Linked DNA regions of Homo sapiens: all the other regions are linked to region 1. The links are chromatin loops, found by intact Hi-C in ENCODE. Cell type or tissue: heart left ventricle. All regions are shown on one strand.

Evidence for each region. A loop is a pair of places that touch in the nucleus more often than their neighbours do. Peaks named below come from ENCODE experiments on the same cell type or tissue, not always from the same donor. Only the 100,000 strongest peaks of a DNase experiment are listed, where the experiment ranks them.
Region 2: it touches region 1 in a loop (11-fold over the local background); 96 of 110 quality-filtered maps call a loop at or near these places.
Region 3: it touches region 1 in a loop (2.5-fold over the local background); 22 of 110 quality-filtered maps call a loop at or near these places.

The regions. Positions count from the first base shown.
Region 1 is chr22:44,625,040-44,627,539 of GRCh38, reverse strand. LINC00229 (long intergenic non-protein coding RNA 229) reads left to right here and starts at 2,121. Exons shown (of 5, transcript NR_044991.1): 1 at 2,121-2,223. In heart left ventricle, CTCF peaks have their summits at 928 and 1,128 (motif pointing right); a DNase peak (open chromatin) is centred at 1,159.
Region 2 is chr22:44,084,852-44,087,351 of GRCh38, reverse strand. All of the region lies in intron 1 of PARVB (parvin beta), which reads right to left. Among named protein-coding and RNA genes, the nearest start is that of PARVB, 62 kb to the right of the region's middle. In heart left ventricle, CTCF peaks have their summits at 1,230 and 1,430 (motif pointing right); a DNase peak (open chromatin) is centred at 1,541; H3K27ac peaks cover 981 bases.
Region 3 is chr22:44,333,957-44,336,456 of GRCh38, reverse strand. No RefSeq gene overlaps it. Among named protein-coding and RNA genes, the nearest start is that of SHISAL1, 22 kb to the right of the region's middle. In heart left ventricle, no CTCF peak of the experiment used is centred here; no DNase peak of the experiment used is centred here.

The DNA.
Region 1 (2,500 bases):
GATGCTGCCTCTCTCTCTTTTTTTTTTTCCAGATGGAGTTTTGCTCTTGTTGCCCAGGCTGGAGTGCAATGGCGAGATCTCGGCTCACCACAACCTCTGCCTCCCGGGTTCAAGACATTCTCCTGCTTCAGCCTCCCGAGTAGCTGGGATTACAGGCATGAGCCACCACGCCCAGCTCTACTAAAAAAATTTTGTATTTTTAATACAGACGGGGCTTCTCTATGTCGGTCAGGCTAGTTTCAAACTCCTGACCTCAGGTGATCCGCCCACCTCGGCCTCTCAAAGTGCTGGGATTACAGGTGTGAGCCACTGCACCTGGCCCCGAGGCCGCCTCTTAAGCACGGTGCCCCTGCCCCCTGCCTGGCTTCCTTCTCTCGCTAACTCACTGGCCAGCTGCACCTTGAAGAGGTGGGGCTGGAGGTCCATTTTCACTTCTGAAGGTCACCTGGGGGCATCTCGGAGGCAGAGCTGGGGTCTCTGCCCAGGGAGGCTCCTGTCTCTACACAGGAGGGGCTCCCCGTGGGAAAGGGGATTGGAAGCTGCGTTTGCAAAACCAGGACAGAAGAATAGGACCACCCACAAGGAAGGAAGGGCAGGAGGGAGAGGGTGGTGCCCCTTCCTCCCTGCAGCCTGCAACAGAGCCTCAAGCTTTCACAGCTTTCACCTGAGGAGGGAAGAGCTGGCTCGAGCTTGGCTTTTAGTGTGGGGTCCTCAGGGATGCGATTTGCCTTTTGAATGTCCACCTGGTGGTCGTGGGGTTCCTGCGATCCCTGCAACTCACTGGCTGTATGACCGTCTTCATTACCTTGTGCACAGGGTAAGCTGATAAGTAGTTAACTGGAGAACAGTGGTGGGGAAGGGAAGAAAGTTGGGTTGTCTGAAGCATCCAGGAAACTTGTATCTTCTGCATTGGTCCCCCATGCTTATCCTGACTGGATGTCCCCGTCTCACCCTAACCGTAAAGGTAACCCTAACCATAACCCTAACCCTAACCCTAATCCTAACCCTAACCCTAACTCTCTAACTCTCTAACTCTCTCTAACTAACAACTCTCTAACTCACTCTCTAACTTAATTAACATTATTCTTCCCAGGTGGGTGTGTGCTGCCTTCTCTTCATCAACCACTAGGTGGCAGCAGTGCCCCACAGATCCCATCAGGCCGCCTGCAGGCGGAGACTGGAGAGCCACCGTCCTTCCTGGGGTTGCCTCACACCTGGCCCCCTTCGTGGGCGCCGTCCAGGACGGTTCTGGACGATGAAAATTCCAGCTGTGGGCCCTCCTAGGGCTGGGCTGGGGAAGCCACACCTGCGCCCCTCAGTGTTCCCCAAGGATCACCATGTAGCCCATCAGCAAACCCTTCCTGCTGTGTCTGACCCCTGCCCAGGCTGTGGGAGGGAGGCCCCCAGGTGAGGGGGGATGGCAGTCAGGGAAGTTTCCCGGGAGGAAGGCCCAGCGGGGAGGCGGCCAGCCTGCCCCGGCCGGGGGTGTGTGGGGGCAGCCTGAGGAGGAGGGCTGCATCCTGGGGCTGCCCACATCCAGGACCAGCCAAATAATGAGCTGGCCCAGCCAAGGTGAACCAGAATGGGGGCTCTCCTTCACCAATGACTAAGAATCTCAAGACAGGATGGCAGAGCACTCAACCCAGCGCGGGGTCCTCTGGTCATGGGACCTGCTAGTTCCCTGCACTCCCCTTCCCAAATGTCTGGAGAAATGCTGTCCACAAAGTCTTACCCTCTGCCTGGTCAGCTCCCAGCAGCCCTGCCTGCCCTGGGATGGGCCAGCCTCATCCCCATTTTACAGAGGAGGAAACTGAGGCTCAGGGAGGGGAAGGGGCCTCCCTGGGAACCCCCATCCCTTTCATCTCCCTGGCCTTCTGCTCGTGAGCCACTGTCACTGCCATAGGAGCTGGGGGTTGGCCCTCAGAGTCCCAGGCCAGTCCCCACCCACCAGCGGTGTGTCCCTGCCCATCCGCCTCCTGATGGGGTGTGGAGAGGACCCCCTGGGATGGGTGAGTGAGGCTCCCGGCGCTCAGCGTCCAGCAAGTAATGATGATGATGAAAACAATGACGCTGTCACTTTAACAAACAGCCACTGTTGTTTCCATGACACTGGGAACCTGGACCACCTAGAACTGCCTCCTTCCAAGCGACACTGGGGCTGGCTCCCCATCTGAGCCGTCTGGAGACCCTGTGGCTGGCAGGCGACGCCGTCCCCCCGCCCAGGTGCTCCCAGCCCCCAGACCTACTGCAGCCCGGGAGGGGCTGAGGGTGCGGTTCCCGCAGGGTCCAGGGTTCTTTCTGGCTCTTGGAAGAGTGTGTGCCCTCTGATCCCCCCTAAATCCCACAGGGCCCCACCCTCTCTGGGCCTTCCCCGTGGTTTGCCAGCATGGGGGCCGGCCTGAAATGGCCCTGAGAGGCCACGAGCCCAGCTGGCCCCTCTGTGTGTGCCCAGGCCAGGCCCTTGGGCAGCAGCTCAGGGTACACTGGTGCTGCTGCCGGG
Region 2 (2,500 bases), 540 kb after region 1:
ATTTTCTGACACTTTTCTAAGTGTGTCATTTCAACACAGCAGAGATGCTTTGCCACCTACGGGGACTTTCTACACCATCCGTGCAATTCCTGGTTTTCATAGAGAACAAAAGATCAGGGCGAGAAATTTCAGAGGGCCCCGTCTGAACCAGGATCAAAGAGAAAACCCCAACAAAAACAGCCATTCTCCATCCCTGCACATCTAAAAGAACTGGAAAATGGCAGGAAAGCTGCCCCAGTTTTAAACACTTAACCAGCCCTTTTCAAATCCTACCCACTTCTAGTTACAACTGATCCTGCTCAAAGAAACAGAGTGGTCTTCAGAGCTTGCGGGAGGATACAGGAGGAGAAAGAAAGGTGCGGCTCTGTGCCAACTCACGCCACCAGCTCCTCTTCCCAGCTGGGGAGGGGGCATCGGGATCCTTCGCTTGGGCTTAAGCAGGAACCCAAAGACATCTCTGTTAAATGAGGTTTTCCAGGCCTCTGCCAGGAAATGACAGCTTTCTATGAATTTTCCAACTTCCATCCGTACTCAGAGGGGTGTGGTTTCTTCGTAGAAGCTGTAATTTATCAGAATAACTAACTTCATCAGGCACGAAGGTCTTCTTAACAGAGCAGTTTTTCTAAAAATAAGTCCAGTTGTACTTCAGTGAAGATCTTGCAGCTCAGTGGAGTTAAAATAAGACCTAAGTGAGATCTAAATCAGAATAAAAACATCATCAGCCTCGGCAGCTGGGAGGAGATGCTGTTGGGCAGTCTTTTCTGACATCCAGAAGGAAGGTGATTGGAGGGAGTCGCGGATCATAATTCAAAGGGCTGAGCTGTTGCTGGCACATCACGCGTGCAAAGGCCTTGAAATGTGAGGCCTGGCCCTCCCCAGGAGGTTACGAACTCCAAGTCCAATCTCCAAGGTTCTTGGGATTACAAATCGGAGGAATAACAAAGTGTCTTGCCTAGGATAAAAGGCAGCAAAGGCTAACAGTGCCAGAGAGCAGCTGCTCCTCCTGGCCCGGACATGGGAAAAGAGGGAAAGGACTTCCAGTGATCCATGGAGCACAACATACAAGAAAGCGCTTCTTGACGTTTCAAGTGGCAGATGTAGTTTGTTTTTGCCGAGAAATGGATGTGGGCCCTTGTCATGCAGGATGCCGGCCCAGGGTAATGAGCTCGGTGTATTTATGTACATGTAACTCACTATCATCTCTAAGCCAAGGATGAGTTTCTGAACGGTGCTGACATGACTAGAGGAGTAAGAAAGCCCCGTGACTGTGGCCCAAACCGGAAGGATCGCTCAGCTTGAACATCTGATTTATGGGGCTTGTTGTGCTGGGGCATGAGGTTCCAGCCCATTTCTCAAGATGAAATAAGTTGAGAAGCTAAAAGAAATGTGTGAACATTTCAATAAGGTAAATCCAAAGAAGGTCAACAGGTGGCGCAGACTCCACATCAAGAGCTCACTGCTGAAACCCTGTCCTATTCAGATGGCAGCAAGCCTTGGGCATGACAGCCTGCTGATCTAACTAACACTGGTGGATGGATGCCAAAGGGCTGGGCATGGGGCTGGGCAGGCCCTGCCCTTGCACCGTGGAGAGTCTGCGTGTAGCCGAGGGAAGACGTATCCTGGTCACTTCCACCCAGCAGCCGACCTCGCACCTGGCACAGAAGGCTCGTGAAGGATTCGATGCACAATTAATTAAGTGCAATACATAGCATGGTGTTGAGATTTTTTAAAAAAGCAAAAGCAGGTTGGGCCAGCTGCAGTGGCTCACACCTATAATCCCAGAACTTTGGGAGGCTGAGGTAGGTGGATGGCTTGAGCTCAGGAGTTCGAGACCAGCGGGGCAACAAGGCAAAACCCCATCTCTACACAAAATACAAAAATTAGCCAGGAATGGTGGTGTGAATCTGTAGTCCCAGCTACCCAGGAGGCTGGGAAGAAAGTTTGAAGCCGAGAAGCGGAGGTTGCAGTGAGCCAAGATCACGCCACTGCACTCCAGCCTGGGTGACAGAGCCAGATCTTGTCTCAAAAAATTAAAAAGAAAAAGAAAAAGAAAAAGAAAACCATGTTGCAGAACAATACAGCAAAGGCTGGGTGTGGTGGTGTACATCTGTTGTCCCAGCTACTTGGAGCTGGGGTGGGAGGATCACTCGAGCCCAGGGGTTCAAGTCCAGCCTGGGCAACATGGTGAGACACTTTAAAATAAATACAGCATGATATTTATGTAAAAAATACAACTAGAAAACTCACCACTATGTATTTCTATGTGTACGTATCAAAATTCACAGAAAAAGAAATGAAAGGGCATGCTCCAGAATGACAAGAGCAGCATTACTGATGCAAGGCCCAGTGGCTGAAGGTAAGGAGGAGACAGAGGGAGGCTCTGCCACCAGACTGTGTTCTTGTACTCCTTTTGAAATAAAAATAAAGCTACAAGAATGGAAAATAAACAGATGTCCTGGCAGGGTTATGTACAGGGTGCAGTGGGGACCCTAAAGGAAAC
Region 3 (2,500 bases), 290 kb after region 1:
TTCATCCTGTAGGAGATGGAGTGACAGAGCCTTAACATTTGGGCCGTCACCAACCCGACAGTGAGCTTCTTTGGGGCAGGGACCTCTTCTGGTCTGTGGGTGTCCAGCACTACCTGGGACAGGCACAGAGCCCCACCCAGTGGCAGGTGAAGGGCGGAGGGAGGGAGGATGAGGGGGAGGGGCTCCACTAAATGATGACGCTTTCCACATGCCCTGAACACACCACACACACACACACATACACACACAGATACAAAGACACACACCACACAGACACACACACATCACACATACACACACAGACACAGACACACACAGCACACATACACACACCACACACAAACACTACACACACACCACACAGACACACAGAAACACACACCACACATACACAGATACACACACCGCACATACACACAGATATACAGACACACACCACACACACAGACACACACCACACACACACCATACATACACACACCACACACACAACGCATACACACAGAAACACACACCACACATACCATACACAGATACACCACACATACATACAGATACACAGACACAAACCACACATACACCACACTTACCACACATACACAGACACACATCACACATGCATGCACACACACACACCACCACACATACACGTGGAAACATGCACCGACACACTCACCATATGGAGATTCCAGACATGCGCACCCCAAAAAGGGAGATGCCTCATTCTACCACCCCCGCATGCCAACAGCCATCGCACACCCCAGCACACACAGCACACACCCCACTCATTCACACCATCCACTCACACCTCACACACACCATTCACTCACACCCTCACACACACTCACACACCACCACTCACATCTCACACAGACACAACCCACACCACTCACACCCTCACGCACACTCACATACACACTCACACACCCCCACCACACACACAAAACCACACACACCATTCACATCCTTACACACACATAGACACCACACACCACACACACTATTCACTCGCACCTCACACACATACATACACACTGGCACTCCCCACACCACACACACCCTCACACAAACCCACTCATATACACACACACGCCACATCCCCACACTACTTATACCCTCACATACAAACACACCACAGACCCCACATACAGCACACACACAGCACTCACACCTTCACACACATACACCACTCACACCCTCACACACACCCACTCATACACACACACACACCACATCCCCACACTGCTTACACCTTCACATACAAACACACCACAGGCCCCATACACAGCACTCACACCCTCACACACACACGCCACTCACACCCTCATACACCCCCCAAACACCACCACACACCATTCACTCACACCTTCACACACTCACACACACCACACACCCCACAAACCACCACACACCACTCAAACCCTCACACACATCACTCATACTCACACACACACAGCCTGAGACACACACATTGACACACATCACTCACATATACATATCACACTCGTATCTTCATATATACACACAACACACTCTGCTCACACTTTCATACACACACACATACACACACATTCACAAACACACCATACACAGCGCAGACCACACACCAACCATACCACATACACACAACGCACACATACAACACACACATTTATACTCATATACCACACATGACACACAACACACATAACATACATATATAACACACAACACACACTCTTATACACACGTACACACACAACACATACAACACACACACAGCACACACTTTCAACAGTCCTAGGTATACTCACAAACATACACATCTCACACATACCACACACACCACCACACACTATATATAACACACAGACACACCGTAAACATACATCACACACCTCATATACAGTACCACACAGACATATGACACACACAAGACACACACACCACTCACACACTCTCATATTCACACACATACCACACTCACAAAAAACACACAGCACTCACACACTCTCATATTCACACACATACCACACACACAAAACACACACCACTCATTCAGATTCTCTCATACACACATACATATTCACACATGTACCATACACCCCACACATTTAATACGCATACACAGAACACACATAGCACATGCACACACCAAACACCACATACAAATCACACATACAACACACACACACCACTCATACAACAAACACAACACACAACACACACATACACACACTATACACCACACACACAGACACCACACACACAACACACCCCATCCCAGCAACACAGGCGGCCTGCTGTGACACCCCTACACTTCCTCCCCTTGCTCAGCCCGCATCCCTCAACGCTGAGTGTCCCTGGCACTGAGAGCCTGAGACACGGTCCCTGCTAGGGCACAGATGACAGGCACCTCTCCAGCATAACAGCCAAAATCAGACGGGACAGTCTGGCAGGCACCTTCCAGCCCCGCCACCACCAGCACCGGGCACTTCTACCTGTTCCATGGCCTCTCTTG